Linked DNA regions of Mus musculus: region 2 is linked to region 1. The links are chromatin loops, found by intact Hi-C in ENCODE. Cell type or tissue: left cerebral cortex. All regions are shown on one strand. Each heading gives the region's core, and the rest is flanking DNA. Links, peaks and the distances in the headings are about the cores only. Region 1 overlaps Stard9 (START domain containing 9). Region 2 overlaps Zfp106 (zinc finger protein 106).

What was found. A loop is a pair of places that touch in the nucleus more often than their neighbours do. Peaks named below come from ENCODE experiments on the same cell type or tissue, not always from the same donor. Only the 100,000 strongest peaks of a DNase experiment are listed, where the experiment ranks them.
Region 2: it touches region 1 in a loop (2.9-fold over the local background); 5 of 42 quality-filtered maps call a loop at or near these places.

What each region holds. Positions count from the first base shown.
Region 1 is chr2:120,667,311-120,675,648 of GRCm38, forward strand. Stard9 (START domain containing 9) reads left to right here. Exons shown (of 33, transcript NM_001370940.1): 7 at 693-805; 8 at 3,770-3,839; 9 at 6,293-6,365. Among named protein-coding and RNA genes, the nearest start is that of Stard9, 42 kb to the left of the region's middle. In left cerebral cortex, for the core only: a CTCF peak has its summit at 3,202 (motif pointing left); a DNase peak (open chromatin) is centred at 3,164.
Region 2 is chr2:120,537,060-120,545,397 of GRCm38, forward strand. Zfp106 (zinc finger protein 106) reads right to left here. Exons shown (of 22, transcript NM_011743.3): 4 at 2,236-2,433. Among named protein-coding and RNA genes, the nearest start is that of Zfp106, 23 kb to the right of the region's middle. In left cerebral cortex, for the core only: a CTCF peak has its summit at 3,282 (motif pointing right); DNase peaks (open chromatin) are centred at 2,955 and 3,643; H3K27ac peaks cover 988 bases.

The DNA of each region.
Region 1 (8,338 bases), core at 175-8,174:
ATATCCCGACTGTCATAGGACTAACTCTGTAGACCAGGCTAGCCTCAAACTCACAGACATCAGCACACTTTCTGCCTCCTGAGTACTGGGATTCAAGGTGTGCACCACCACTGCCTGACTTTATTAGTTTTTCTTTAAACCTTGTATTCTCCTTCCTTTCTCACCTCCTCTCTTCCCTTCCTGTTATATGTAATCATTATTGGTTTAGTTAAAAATGAAATAGATCTCTAGACAGTATAACATCTTGTTCACAGTCTTGATGTGTAGAACAGATTAGAGTTGTCCAGCTGACAGCAAGGCCAAGGGTGGGACCTTCACATTTAATTTCCTCTGTTGGCTTAGTAGTGGACCTTGAGATGAGGCGTTTAAGTTATGAGCCTGTGGTGTATGGGAACCATTCTCATTCAAAGCACCACAACCTCCCTCACCTCCCCCAAATAGTGCCTAGTTGGTGAATTAGGGGCCAAGCATTTAAATGCCTGAGACTGTAAGCATTTCTCATTCAAATTACCACAAGCACATATACCGCTTTTGCAAAGGGTTGTTTTATTTCCAGCATTCATGACTGATGCCCTGGCTTGGTTGAAGTCTTAAGGTTATCAGAGCCAGAACAGGAAACCTTGTGGTTCTCAGTTTAGTATTTTTCCTTTTTCTACAGAATCTAATGGCCATGCCTTTTTTTGTGTCTTTAGCTTCCTAGAAATCTACAACGAACGGGTGAGAGATCTTTTGAAACAATCCAATCAAAATAAGTCCTATACCTTAAGGGTCAGGGAGCACCCAGAGATGGGACCCTACGTCCAAGGTGAGCTTCTGTGATCGTGGGAATTGGAGAGCCCCCTGAAGTTTAGGAAGTTCTCCTAATGTTTGATAACTTTCTCAGCATGTGAAGTGAAGGTTTTCTGTGTGCTGGCTACTGTGCTGGACATTGCTGACATGACATGGCAAGCTTCACAGGCAAGCTTAAATTCTGCTGAAAGTGTCATGAGGCAAACAATTGCACGTTGTGACAAAGGTTTATAAAGTAGCTAGATACAGCTATTGAGAAGACCCCTGAAGCCAGGCATGGTGGTATATAACCTTTAGTCCCAGCACTTGGGAGGCAGAGGCAGGTGAAGCCAATCTGCTCAATAGAGCAAGTTCCAGGAGAGCGGAGACAACCGGGTTACACAGAGAAACCCTTGTCTCAAAACACCAAAAAGAGGAAGAGGAGGAGGAGGAGGAGGAGGAGGAGGAAAGACCCCTGTAATCTTAGCAGGTGGATTTCTGTGAGTTCGAGGTCAGCCAGTCTACAGAGTAAGTTCTAGGACATCTACATAGAGAAATCGTGTATTAAAAAACCAAAAAGAATAAACTGTAAAAAAAAAAAAAAAGACTCCTGGGACATGTAGGCAACTGAACCTCTGTGTGTGGTCAAGAGAAGCTCTTCTGACAGATCTGACAGGTAACAATTGATGCTGACTAAGCAAAGATTTAATTATTATGTATGTAGTGCTCTGTCTGCATGTATGTGAGCTGTCACATTGTTGCTGGGAATTGAACTCAGGATGTCTAGAGGAGCAGCCAGTGCTCTTAATCTCTGAACCATCTCTCCAGCTGTCAGGGTGAGCTTTTAAGCACAGAAAGACAAACAAACAAACAAAGCCTCCACATCTTGGTTTAACACACCTTAGCAAGAACAGTCAGCCAAGAAGAGGAACTCCAGAAGCCAAAACAGAAGGATAGTATGTTTAGTGACTTTCTTGGAACTCTGGACTTGCGTGGATTAGGCCTTTGTTCTCGTTTTGGCAGGTGTTAAGGTCTACACGCTAGGCTCTTAGTCCGAGCGGTGCCTCTGTACTTCTAGCATGGTGTCAGTTATGCTAAGGTCTGGGGCCTGTAACTCATTCCTCACAGTGTCTGCTAACTTAAATCCTGATGAGGAGAGACATAAGAACTCTCCTGAACAGGCATGGCTGATAGATGGTCAGCGGCATTCTCTGACTCTGCTACCAAGTGTTTCTTCCCCCCGGCAGCCTGGACTCATAAAAATGCCCCTTTTAATTTTATTTTCCATGTAAAACAATACTGTCAAATAGATACATCAGTGCTCAGACTCCACATTTCAAACCATTCCCTGCTGCTCGCTCTCTCTCCTTTTCTTCCTGTTTCTCTCTGCCCTCCCTCCTCTTCAGACACAGCCAGGAGACCTCAGCCTACCTCCACTTGACTTTCCAGTTTCCACTGGCATTTTGCTGTCTTGTCTGATAAGTCCTTGAAAATACCAGCCAGCATGGCTTTAAAATCTGCCTGGTAATTCCAGTGCCCTCATCTTCCTTGGGGATCTTTCATTTATATTCCCAGGTTTACATGTATGTTTGAATTGCTAGTGAGTTTTGTGGCAGTCAGTATTTGTAAAGCTGCTCTTAGGAATTGGTCTTCCTTTCTTCTTCTAAGTCCCTTTGAGCACTAGGGTCTAAGAAGTAAGTTAGGACCCAGTAGAAGGCACGAGAAGCTCAGTGGCAGACTTTGGGAAGGCTTATTTACTTCTACCCCAACTCCCTCTTGTCTTGTAGTCCTTTGGGTTTCTTTCTATAAGGACTGATGTCTAAGCAGGCATTATATATAATCTCTGCACTCAGGAGGCTGGGGGAAAGGGATTTTCTTGAGTCCAAGGGCATCCTGGGCTAGAGTTGAGACCCTATTTCAAAAAATAAAACAAACAAAAATTGAGGGGGTGGGCAATTTGGGTTTGCTGTGAACTGTAACCCTTGTCCCTTGATTTCTGGAAAATTGCTCAGAAAATTGATTGCAGCTACTACCTGCAGTTTAGTCACTATTCAGGTCTGTTTGTCAGGTTTTACTATACATTTATTTAGCAGTAGACCTATGGCACTGTCTTGTCCCTGGGGCTCTGATGCTCAGCAGAGGTTCTCTAGCACTGGTAAGTGCTGTAGGTGGCTTTGCCATAAGGATTTTCTTTGTGTCAGTAGGCTCACTTCCACCTGTCTGAAGCCTTCTCATTCTGTAGTGGCTTGTCGTAGCCTTGCTTCACCCACAGAGCCCACCCTGACCACTGCTCTGATTTGCTTGGCATGTTTGTAGCAACATTTCTATTTCTGTAGCGTTTGTCTATAATGTGTCATATCATGCAATTTTATGTTGTAAACTGTGAAAGAAGAGAAACATATTTACTATGTATTTTGTATGCTAAGCTGAGTCTGCCACCTTGTGGGTAAAATACCACTTTCCTATCAGGAATTTTGTGAGGCCCAACAATAATATGAGAATGAGATTTCTTCTAACTTCTGTAGTAAAGCTGTAAGGAGTTTTTTGTTGTTGTTGTAAGCATGGCCACTGCATGAATTCTAAACTATAATCTTTGTGGAAATACGCCGGTCACTTGATGAGAGGTTTCCATACATATTTATTAATTTTTACCTGAGTAATCTTAGTCAGGATTCCTCATTCTAGCTTATCAAGTGATATGATATAAGAATGATAAGTAAATTAAAAATTAAAAAATAATTAGAGCTGGAAAGATGGCTCATTGGGTCTAGAGGCTTTTGCCCTCAAACCTGATGACCTAAGTTCCATGCCTAGATCCTCCCTGTGGAGGGAGAAAAATGACTCCTGTAATTGTCCTCTGACTGCACATGTGCAATATGGTGGGCCTGCATTTAAACTCATATAGGAAATAATAGGTAAGTGTTGTAAGAAGAATGTCAGAAGCCACAGGAAAAGTTAGTTTACCAGAAGTTTCATGTGATTTCTTTTCTCCCTCCACAAGGTCTGTCTCAGCATGTTGTTACCAACTATCAGCAGGTTATCCAGCTCCTGGAGGCAGGGATAGCAAACAGGTAAGACGTTTGTTGGGTGGGGTGTTTCTGCAGCCTGCTTTTGCAATCCTGTGTTTTCCTGTCCTTTGGAAAGCATGGCCAAAGGAGAGTTCGGGGGCCACCTTTGTAGTGATCTCTCTGCACTTCTCTGCAGTGTACAGCCAGGTCTTCTCAGATCAAGAACATGGTTAAGTTACTGCTCTTCGCACTACAAAGGAAATAGAGTTTGTTCTGGACATGATAATATTGGGTAGAACTGTCTTCTCAGCTTGGCAAAAATGAATATAGGATAAAATGATTCATAAAACCATTTTTTCTTGTAGTTTTCCAAACTTGTGAGGTTATAGGCACATGAAACTAAGAGATTAACTTACATGCTCCTAACACTACTCTGCAGTGTGATAGCATCTCATGTTTTCAACTACTGTGAGGACTTAAAATATTACTAATAAGTGCCATCTAGGGAAGCTGTTTTCCCTGGGAAGAGATGTTTATCCTGTTATTTATCCTGTTACTACTAGGCCCTTTAGCTGAAAGACAAAGGAAATAACTTAAATTTAACATTCTAGTCCCAGAATTTCATGGAACTTTCTTAGAAGAAAGTTTTGCCTGGTCTTCAGGATAAGCTGAGCTCTTGAATTATTAAGAGTTATGATTCAAGCTGGTTGTGTTGGTACATACCAGGTGGACCTTTGTGAGTTTGAGGTCAGCCTGGTCTACATAGCTAGTTCCAGGGCAGCCAAGGCTATACAGAGACACCTTGGAGGTTGAGGACCTAGCTCAGTGGGAGAGCACTTGGGTTTAGTACTCAGTTCCAGGGGAGGGGGAAGAGGAGGAGGAGGAGGAGGAGGAGGAGGAGAGGAAGAAGAAGATGATGATAATAGAGTCCTGCTCTCAAAAAAACAAAACAAAAATTAAAAAACAAAACAACAAGAGTTAAGATGCAGGTGGGCATGATGATACATACATGCCTGTGATGCCAACAGTGGGAGAGGCTGAAGCAGGATGATTCAGTTTGAGACCTGCCTAGGTTGCATAATATGTTTAAGGACCAAGGTTCAATTTTCAGCACCCAGTGAAGGCTAACAGCAGTCTGTACCTTCCACTTCCAGGGCAGCATATGAAACCTCTTTTGATCTTTTCAGGTACTAAGTATGTATGTATATATATATTTATATATACATATATACATATATACATTTAGCCCTCTGCATATATATATGGTACATATATACATGCATTCATACATGTAAAATAGACAAATCTAAATCTAAAAAAATTTTTTTTGAAAAAATAAAAAGGAGTGTGAGGAGCTGGTGTGTAGTTCAGTATGAGTCCAGCACTGTGGAAAACAGATGTGATGATTCACAGCTGTAATCCAGCATTCAGAGATGGAAATAAGAAGTTCAAAGCCCATCTCAGCCACATACTTGAGGCTACCCTGGGCTACGTGAGGGAACGGGAACTGGAATGTGACTCAGTGGTAGCATGGCTGCCTAGCATGCGCCCTCGGTTAATCCGAAGTGCCAACAAATGAACAAACGGGATAAATATAAGAGTTAGGTTCATTTAGCCCTCTGCATCCTTGAGTATAGGAACACCTCATAGACTTTTAGCCTTTTCTGTCCTCTAAATCCTTAGAAGTCAGTGAAATATAGTCTGAGATAGTTTTAACTAGAGGAATCATTGATCTAGATTTAGGTAAGGAGAGACTCGGTAGCTTTAGGGTTTAACACTGGAATGGATTTCTAAGATCCGCTGTGAGTTCCACATTTAAACATGGCTTCAGTGTAATTCAAGATCCAAATTCAAAAGGCTTTCTGACACTGTTGGGTGAATTCTCTGCTTTATAGCTTAGCTGTCTGCGAGGCTTCTGCAGCGTACTTACTACGCACACTTGTTTTTTTCTATATGTGTGCTGGTGTTGGTTTTTTAAAATAGTTATTTACTTCTTTGTGTATTTGTGTGTGTGTGTATATAGACTCAATGTCAAGTGTCTTTCTCTATTGCCTCCCACCTTACTTTTGAGGCAGGGTCTCTTACTGAATTTGGAGCTCACTGATTGGCTAGACCAGAGCTGCTTAGTAAGCCCCTCTGAGATCCTCCTGCCTCTACCTCCCAGCATTGGGGTCACAGACCTGTGCCACTATGCCTAGCTTTTTACATCGATGCTGGGCTGGCTTCTGCCTTCTTTGGACCACTTTTTTGAAATTTATTTTTATATGTATGATTGTCTTGCCTGAATGTATGTGTACCACGTGTGTGCTATGCCCACAGAAGCCAGAAGTAGATGTCAGTTCCCTGGAGCTGGAGTTACAGATGGTTGTGAGCTGCCATGTGGTTGCTGGGGGTTGAATTCAGATTGTCAGGCCTGGCAGCGGGGACCTTCACTCACTAAACCATCTCACTGACCACAGTCCCACCATGGTGACTTACATGGTCCTTGCAGTAACTGTCTTGCCTTGTGTCTCCAGGATCACAGCAGCCACCCATGTTCACGAGGCCAGCAGCAGATCCCATGCCATCTTCACTATCCACTGCACACAGGTTGGTTGCTCCTCCCTACTGGAGGGTTTCTTTCTCTTCTTGTGCCTTGTGGTTCCTTTCTCGCATACCTTTTGCCTTGTTTCCCTCCTCCCTTTATCCTTACACATTCTCTAATACCATTGGCTTCTTTAATATCTTCTGCTTATCTTCTGCTCAGGACAGTTCAGAATATTTCCACACTTATTAGATCAGTATGGGCTTGTCTAAAATGAAAGTCAAGGTTGAAATGAAAGCACATATTAAAATGAAGAAAGCATAAATTTCACTTCCCATATGATGGAGTGAGAAGATTGACAGGTGCAGCTTCCAAAGACAAGTGTAAAACAGGAGAAAACTATTTCTGAATTCCGAGAGACTAGAGGCATACGGCAAAGTACACACCCAGGATGTACAGGATGGCGAGGAAAAACAGCACAGATATATGGTATTCTTGACTTGGCTTCTCCCATGCCCAAGCTCATCTCTGGATGCTCCAGTGAGGAAGTTCATTGTAGAAGGTAAGGCCTGAGGGTTAGCAATAGCCATTGCAGCCTTCAGAGTGGCTCACTTGATTTTGTGAGGTTAGTTATAATGAGTACCTTGCGGGAGCCAGGGACAAGCAGATCGGTGATTTCCTTAGCTTTCAATGTGGATCCTTTTCATTTAAGTCATGAACTGCCAGACTGGGGACTTAACAGGGAATTCTGAGAGGTGATACAGGTGTAGTAGGTTTAATAATAACTCTGCTCCCATTGTTCATGTCAGACAGCTCACAACCACATGCAATTTCAGGGGGTCCAGCTTCCTCCTTGGGCACTAGCACTAATGTGAGCATACCCCCTCCACACAAATTAAAAATAAAAAAATCTTTAAAAAAATAAGACTAAATAGATCAAAATCACTCACATAGTCCTGATTTGACTGAGCCTGTACATATTTATAGAGGAAGCACAAATGAGCACTGTGGCTAGTGAATACTGAAGTATCCTGATCTTTTAATGCATTTCCCTGCTGACATGAAGTTCAGTCAGCAGAGACTAGAAGTCTAATTGAATCAAAACATGGAAGTACTTGGGAAGTACAAGCAGGAAGATCAGGAATTCAAAATCAGTCTGGGCTATAACAAGTTCAAGGCCACCGGGCAAGTTGGCACACACCTTTAATCCAGCATTTAGGAGGGAGAGACAGGTGGATCTCTGTAAATTTGAGCCCTGGTCTACAAAGCTAGTCCAGGACAGCCAGGGCTATACAGAGAAACCCTGCCCCCCAAAACAAACAAACAAACAAACAAACAAACAACAAAAACCAAATTCAAGGCCAGCCTGGGCTAAGGTCTGTATCTAAACAATTAAAACAGAAAAACAAAATAATGAGATTGTAGCCTTTGCTTATTATCTCAGGACTTGAGAGGCACAGGGAAGAAGTTCAGAAATTCAAGGTCAGCCTGGGCTACATGAAATTTTGTTTCAAGGAAACCGACCCCATTGTGGTGCTGGACTTTAATTCTAGCACTTGGGAAGCTGAGGCAGAAAAATTGCAAGCTTGATACTATTCTGTGATAGAGAGAGTGAGCAGTTAAGTACTTGAGAAAAATGTTCAACATCACTAGTAATTAAAGAAAAACAAGTTAAAACCTACCTTTGACCATGAATAATGTTTTGTTATTTTTTGTTTGGGTATTTTGAGACAGTTCCCTGGCTGTCCTGGAACTCACTCTGTAGACCAGGCTGGCCTTGAATTTAGAGATCTGCCTGCCTCTGCTCTTGCTTATTGAGTGCTGGGATTAAAGGCTTGCTCCACCATTGTATGACTACCATGGATAAAATTTTAAAGAGTTTTTACATTACATATTGACAAGGCTAGAGTTCTATAATCCTGTACTATATGTATAAAATGGCACAACTTTAGAAAAGACCAGTAGTTTCTTTAAACGTTAGATAATACCTAATCATATGACCCAGGCAACTTTTCCTCCTAGGTATCTGTGGTGGTTT
Region 2 (8,338 bases), core at 60-8,059, 130 kb before region 1:
GGTCAGCCTGGTCTATGCTGTGAGCACCAGGCCAGCCAAGGTTTCATAGCAAGACACTGCTTCAACAAACAAAACACATTGACTACCATCTTAAAAACTGACCTTAATTAATTAGCCTTTAAAAGAAAACTGATTGTGTGTGCACATGTGCATGCCATAGTGTATGTGTGCAATCAAGAGAGCAGAGTACTGGGCTGGTGAGATGGCTCAGTGGGTAAGAGCACCCGACTGCTCTTCCGAAGGTCCAGAGTTCAAATCCCAGCAACCACATGGTGGCTCACAACCATCTGTAACAAGATCTGACTCCCTCTTCTGGAGTGTCTGAAGACAGCTACAGTGTATTTACATATAATAAATAAATAAATCTTTAAAAAAAAAAAAAAAAAAGAGAGCAGAGTACTTGGCTGCATTTCCTCTACCCACAGAACCATCTTGATGGCTCTTAAATGGCCTTATGCCTGTAGTATTCTGGACATAAATTAGCTCCTTTTTCACAATATAGAATTAAAAATTCGGGGCTGGTGAGATGGCTCAGTGGATAAGAGCACCCGACTGCTCTTCCGAAGGTCCGCAGTTCAAATCCCAGCAACCACATGGTGGCTCACAACCATCTGTAACAAGATCTGACGCCCTCTTCTGGAGTGTCTGAAGACAGCTACAGTGTACTTACATATAATAAATAAATAAATCTTTAAAAAAAAAAAAAAAAAAAGAATTAAAAATTCATCTCTCTGGCATGGTAACACTTGCCTGTAAGCTCAGTACTTGCAACAGGGCTAAGAAGAATGTGAGTTGACTATCTAAAGAGACCCTGCAGCAGTCAGTCAATCAATCAATAAAAGTAAGTGGGTGATTTCATATAATTATGTCATTACAGGGGCATATAAGACTCAAAGAATAAGCATATCAGTGTCTAATCATAGCCTTTGATAATGGTTGATCATTTACATAGCTTAGCTATAATAGTTTTGTTGTGTATGAAAGAAACAAAAATTAGTGTCCTACCCATTTAACTTCCTAAAACAGAAGCGCAGGCTCCACCAGCTGCACTGAGGTCATGAGAATAGTATCTGAAGGACCGCACAGCCCAAGGGGTCAACAATCATGGTGCTATGGGCATCTTAAGACTAAGAAAGTCTTTTTCAAGGACTTACTTTTAAAATGTTAATATCTAGGGTAAAACTACATATTTCCTACCTATATTTAAATCTCTAACAAAAAGCAGGTCAGAGTATGTATAAATAATATTCAAGAAGAATCATTAAAATTTAGAGTTGGAAGTTTCCTCATCACATAGAAGGACTTTAACACTTGTGGACTTCATTAATTGTTCTCTCCTATTCTCTGTCACATTAATAAATAAGTCGTAGCACACACCTATAATCCCACCACCTAGGGAGACAGACACAGAAATTCAGAATCATCTTTCGCTATGAGCAAACTGAAAACTTGCTATGGCTACATGACTGCCTGGCTCAATTAAAAACAAACAAACAAAAAACTTCAGGCTATAAAATCAGGTAAGTAAAACCATAAATGCCTAACACATAAATACATAAACACAGATATACAAAATTAGGAAAAACAATTAGGGAACATATATTGTTCAAATAGTCTTGCTATTGTCAAACTTAAAATATTAATGTTTTAATATAATGTAATATTAATATTACATCTAGAGTGAACCAGGCACTGTATAGTTGTTAGGATGCCAAAGGTAAAATTCAGATTTAAGAAAAGCACCATGCTAATTTATAAGAGGTCATCCTTTCCCCTAAGAGATATTATTTGGGCAACAAAAAATATAATAATACAAATGATAAAAGATGAAATGTCTATTCATTTTACTTATACTCTACGGCTTTCTCATAGAAAAATTGGATAATAAGAACAGTTCAAGACACAGTAACCAAGACCATAGTTTTCAGGACTAAAAACAAGACTGAGTTTAAAGACAGATAATATAACAGTTCAAAAAAGCACTTCATAGTCCTTAGTCCTCAGATAGCAAACTCAAACAAAACTTAATATTTAAAATAAGATTAAGCTTTAAGGGTCTTAAAGTCAGGCTTACTTATCTTTCAATGTCAAATCACAAGGCTGAGTGTAGCTTAGGCTTACTTAGTAGAGTGTACTCTTTGCTGCACAAAGCTCTAGAGGCTCATCCTCAGGACAGAGAAGTTGTCTACATCTAATTCTATCTCAAAAAGCAAAACTAAAAACAAACCAACTTACCGACTTTGTTCTTTTCTTTCTTGTATTAACTGAACAAGTTCCTTATCAAAATACTCTTCCTCTTCCTCTTCCTTTCCATCATCTTCTCTTTCCTGGGCATCAACATTATCTTTGTGCAACTGGCCAGAAATGTGCTTTGCATATGCAGAGAGACCCACTTCTGTGACCCGGCACACTCGGCACTCATGACTAATGTCCCTAGGGAAAGAGGGAGATGAAGGACATTCAATGCTCCCCACTGGCATGGCACACTCACCAGATTGCTAGTTGCCTCTGAAAGACTCTGTATGCAGATGGCCACAGTGGAAGGTTAGAGGGAATCAAGTCGGTGCTCCTCTCACCACTGTTAGTATATTTGCTTATAAATTACTTTGGAATAAATTTAAGATTCTTTTCCAGCAATCAAGAGGTAAAACACTTCAAATTAATAGGCTTTAGGAGAAATCTTCTTGAATTGCTGTACTTAAAATCTTGCCGAAGGAAACATGGTGAAAGGGGAGGCAGGGCAGGGGGCTCAGAGCAAAGACAAGCTGCTCTGGGGCACACCCATGATGGCAGCTGCACTCAGAAAGCCTGGTGACAGCACATCCATTTAATCTCCAGCTCTAAAGTGCTCTTCCAGTGAAAGTTGGGGGTGGAGCAAAGAGGAGGGGGAACAGCCAATCTCAGCTTGGTAACTAAAAATTAAACAGCTGGCACTCTGCCTGGAATGTGAAGAGTCCGGACCCTGGCAAGAGACAGTAGTAGCAAATGTTCTTAGTCTGGATGATACATGTGACACACTGCTTCAGCAGGCTTATTTAAAGGGAATTGAAACCATGTCAAATGTAGGAAGTTAGCAGCTGTTAGGCAAATGTTTTCTCTCCAGTTTCAGAAAATGATGCAGTCCAGATACACACAAAATTGGCTTTTACCTAAACTGGTGATGACTGGCTTGCTTCTGTCTACTTTTTCTTCTACTTGACTCAATAGCAAAATCTCCTCTTTGGCCAGTCTTTTAAAGATTTCTTTTATATATATACACATACACTGCAGCTGTCTTCAGACACACCAGGAGAGGGCATTGGATCCCATTACAGATGGTTGTGAGCCACCATGTGGTTGCTGGGAATTGAACTCAGGACCTCTGGAAGAGCGGTCAGTGCTCTTAACTGCTGAGCTATCTATTTTTCCAACTGTGTTTGGCCAGTTTTAAGAATCAAAATCTTAAATCCTCTTTAATATGTAGCAGATCAATAATTTAACTGTTTCTAAGTTCTTTCAATCCCCTGATTACGTCATCTGTCTGTGCAACAATAATGAGAAGCGTGCAACTGTGGCTGTCCAATAATTCAAACTTAGTCTAAGTGCTTGTGCTATGGGTTTATAGTAGTGATATTTCTGTGATTCCCACACCAATGTGGGTATCTACATCTGTCTGCCTATATAAATCTCCAGACACATGCTATGAAACACACTCAGTCACCTCCCCCAACCCCCAGTTTTAACCAAACTCAATCAAAATAAGCAGAATTGACATGAATTAACAGAAGTCCTTGAAACTGAGCACTTCATTTACTAGAAGACACTTTCTGTTACAAATCACTTGAATGCCCATTTAAAGCAAAGCAAAACAAACACTTTACCAACAATTACTAAATGCCAAGCAAAACACTATGTTACTTAGTTACAAACTATAAAAACTCAAACAATGCCTGATACATCTTAAAATACAATCATGAGGGCTAGAAAGATGGCTCAGTAGTTAAGAACATTTTTCCTTGTCTCAGAGAATTTCTGAGGGCCATGGGATCTGACACCCATTTCTGACCTCTGTGGACACTGGTTCTCACATGGTATGCATTTACTACATAAATACACTAACATACAAAAAAATAAATCGCAGGGAACAAAATGCAATGCAGTTGGACAGGAAATGGTAGGTAGCATTGGGAGTGCAGGGCATAAGGCAATAGGTTTGATCTGCAGCATTGCACTAAGTAGAAGCAAACAGGAGGAACAACAATATGAACTAACCAGTACCCCCAGAGTTCCCTGGGACTAAACCACCAACCAAAGAAAACACATGGTGGGACTCATGGCTCTAGCTGCATATGTAGCAGAGGATGGCCTAGTCGGTCATCAATGGGAGGAGAGGCCCTTGGTCCTGTGAAGGTTCTAGGCCCTAGTATAGGGGAATGCCTGGGACAGGAAGCAGGAGTGGGTGGGTTGGGAAGCAAGGGGAGGGTGGAGGGGATAGGGGATTTTTCGGAGAGGAAATTAGGGAAGGGGATAACAATTGAAATGTAAATAAAGAAAATATCTAATAAAAAATATAATTAAAAAGTAGAAGAAGCAAGAGGAGACGGCAGTGGCTGCAGTCACTAACCCTAACCCTGCAGCACTTGGGAGGCAGAGGCAGAGACCAATGGATCTCTGTGAGTTCAAGGCCAGCCTGGTTCAAAAAGCAAGTTCCAGGGCTACACAAAGAAACCCTGTCTTGAAAAACAAAAATCAAAAAGTAACCCAACCCCCAATAAAGGAAACAGAAACAGCATTATTAAGGGACTGACAAGCAGACCTCTGTGGGTTCAAAGTCAGCCTAGTCCATCTATATACCAAGTTGTAGACCAGCCAGGGCCACAAAGGGAGACCCTGTCTCAAAAATGAAAGGGGGAGGGGGAGCTTGGAAGAGCAAAAGCAGTAGCAACTTTGGGCACACACCCACACCCAATACTGTTTCTTATTTTGAAAGAGTCTCTGAAAATGGAAAAATGTAGAAATCTTACACTTTTTTTTTTAAACTTTGTAGCACAAATGCTTTCATTTAAAAATTTTAAAATGAAGAACTCTGACCAGGTTCCCTAAAAATATCAATGGGTTACCCAAAAATCAATGTTCTAATTCCATACTATCCTATAATATTTTAATGCATTATTTTCTAACCACGTCTATATATTTAAAGATATGTTTAAAGATTAAAGGAATGTAGAAGCTGGGAAATGGTGGCGCACGCCTTTGATCCCAGCACTTGGGAGGCAGAGGCAGGCGGGTTTCTGAGTTCGAGGACAGCCTGGTCTACAGAGTGAGTTCCTGGACAGCCAGGGCTACACAGCGAAACCCTGTCTTGGAAAAAAAAAAAAAAAAAAAAAAGAAAGAAAGAAAGAAAGAGAGAGAGAGAGAGAGAGAGAGAGAGAGAGAGGAAGGAAGGAAGGAAGGAAGGAAGGAAGGAAGGAAGGAAGGAAGGAAGGAAGAGAAAGGAAAAGAAAAGAAAAAGAGAAAAGAAAAGGAAAGAAAAGAGAAAAGAAAAGAAAAGAAAAGAAAAGAAAAGAAAAGAAAAGAAAAGAAAAGAATGTGGAAGTAGAGGCAGGTGGATCTTTGTGAGTTTTAGGTCAGCCTGGTCTATTCAGTGAGTTCCAGGCCAGCCAGGACTACAGAAGTGAGACCCTGTCACAAACAAACAGCTTCTTAAGAATAAAGTTCTTTGAAACAACTAAATTGATGCTAGCTCATTTCTAATAAATTTCTTTAAATAAAGTTCTTTGAAACATCTAAATTGATGCTAGCTCATTCTCTTGTAATAGCAAGCAAATATCTCACAGCAACACAGAAAGTTTATAATATAAATAGGAATCTGCTCACAACGGGCAGCGCCAGAAGACTCTAGAGACTATACGACAAATACCGCACATACACTGCAGCTGAGATCCAAGCCAACTGTCTTTAGTTAGAAATCACATTGTTTTCATCTACGTTTCTACTTATTGTATAAGACACAGCATTGGATGTGGCCACACCAGTTCTATTGGGACTTTTGTACAATGTTTAATTTTTTCAATATAGATTATTATGACTTTATTTATGAAAGAAAAATATATGTTCAAGCCATCAATATACCTCTTTTGAATTTTTCATTAATAATTGGCTTACATACTTTGTATAAACATATAATTATGGATAAAATGTACTGCCTTTGTGTCATAACTAATAAAGGCAATAATTTTCCTCAGGGTGTTTGAAGGGCCCAAATTAGCTCCATCCTGTCACCACGCAATTTCCCCTCATGTACAAAAGGCAGTCTTAAGATACTCTATGCATAAGCCTTTCTTTATTAAGCCTGCTCTAACTAAAACTACAACAGCTGCTCGATAAATAAAGGCATGAGTCTTTGATAGCATCTATCTGAAGTAACTGCTCATATCACACATCTTCCCTATGCCCATATTAGAAACCACACAAAACTTACCAATATGGTCAAGTTTGCCTTTAAAACGGAATATAAAAACTTACGTAGCCAGGCATGGTGGTACACACCTTTAATCCTAAGACTCAGGAGGCAGAGGCAGGTGGATCTCTGTGAGTTAAAAGCCAGCCTGGTCTACAGAGTGAGTTCCAGAACAGTCAGGGCTACACAGAGAAATCATTTCTCAAAAAATGAAAAGGCAAAAAATCAATGAACTATTTTATATTTACAAGATCATAACTCAAAAGTAAACAATAAGCACAGTAATTAAGTATGAAATCCAGAAGAAATGATCACCTATTGAGGCTAAGGGGAACGGGATAAGGATTGAGTTGTCTCTAAGGCACAAACTAGTTATGACTATCCTTAAATTAAGGCTACACGTCAATGAAGTATGTTTGAGACTTTATGGGGTTCTTCAAAAATTGTCTCATTTTTAATGCAACTTATTTGTTATGAGCTAGCAAATTATATAAAACTTGTTATGGCTGGACATAACATGAAGGAACCTTTATCGATATGAGGATCTCTAAATAAAATGAGTTAGGGTGGTCAAGATGTTATTTACAAGAGAAAAGGAACCTATAGAGCAACATAGAGTCAGCATGAGGCTCAGTTATTCAAGATGGAACAAAGCGTTTACATAGATCTAAAGATGTGAATGAATATTAAGTTTGAGTAGGCCAGATAACAGGACAGAAAGGGATTTTATTAAAGAGGAAAAAGGTGAACAGACTTTTTTTCCCTCTTTGAGACAGGGTTTCTCTATGTAGCCAAGTCTGTCCTGGAACTCCCTATGTAGACCAGACAGGTCTTAAACTCAGAGATCCTCCTGCCTCTGCTTCCTGAGTGCTGGGAATAAAGGTGTGTGTCTCCATACCTGGCCCAACAAGATACTGCAATTCTAAATTCTAGACATCTATACATCAAACATAAAGACACCTATGTTCATAAAAGAATTGACTCTCATACAATGATACTGAGTGACGTCAATACCCAACTCTTGCCAACAGACAGGTCGTCTGGACAAAAACCACAGAAATGCTGGAGAATACCCAACTCTTGCCAACAGACAGGTCGTCTGGACAAAAACCACAGAAATGCTGGAGGTAAATGATACAATAAAACAAATGACCTAAGATATGTATAGAGCATTCTATCCCAACACCAAAGAATACATCCCTTTTTCAGCACCTCATGGAAGTGCTGAAACTGACCACATAGTATAGATCCCTTTATATTTGTATATATTTTAGGAAGCTTCTACTCTATCAGGCTTTTCTATATGACCGCTCAAATCGATCAAACAGGACCTCAGTTTTAGCTGTCCCTCCCTTACTTCCTCTCCTCATCCTCTTCCCTATTACCACCCCCTCCTGCCCACCACAGCTATCTCTTCTATTTCCTCTTCTTAGGGAGAGTCATCCCTCACACCTAGTCCCTTCCTCTATGCCTAACCTCTGTGGTTATATGGATTGCAGCTTGCTCATCAAAGATTGAAAAGCTAAAAACAGATATATAAGCACATTGGTCTTTTGAAGTGAAGACTTCTTTTTGTTGCCATGAAACACAACCATTACACATTACAGGAACCAGGCAAGAAAGAAGTCCATTTATATGCTGAGATGTTAAAGTCTAATAATAGCACATACATTTACAGACAATAAACTTACAATAGAGTTAACACATTAGTATCATCAAACAACAGGATAGTAGCTTCACAGAAACTTTGAACTATTATTCATACAATAAAATATAATTCATATTTCTTAATTTACCAATGTTACCTTTAATCTACATTTCAATCTTTATACTAGTAAAGAAGACACACAGAAAAAAGGACATGGAACACACACAAATACCACATTCTGTCTAAGCCTC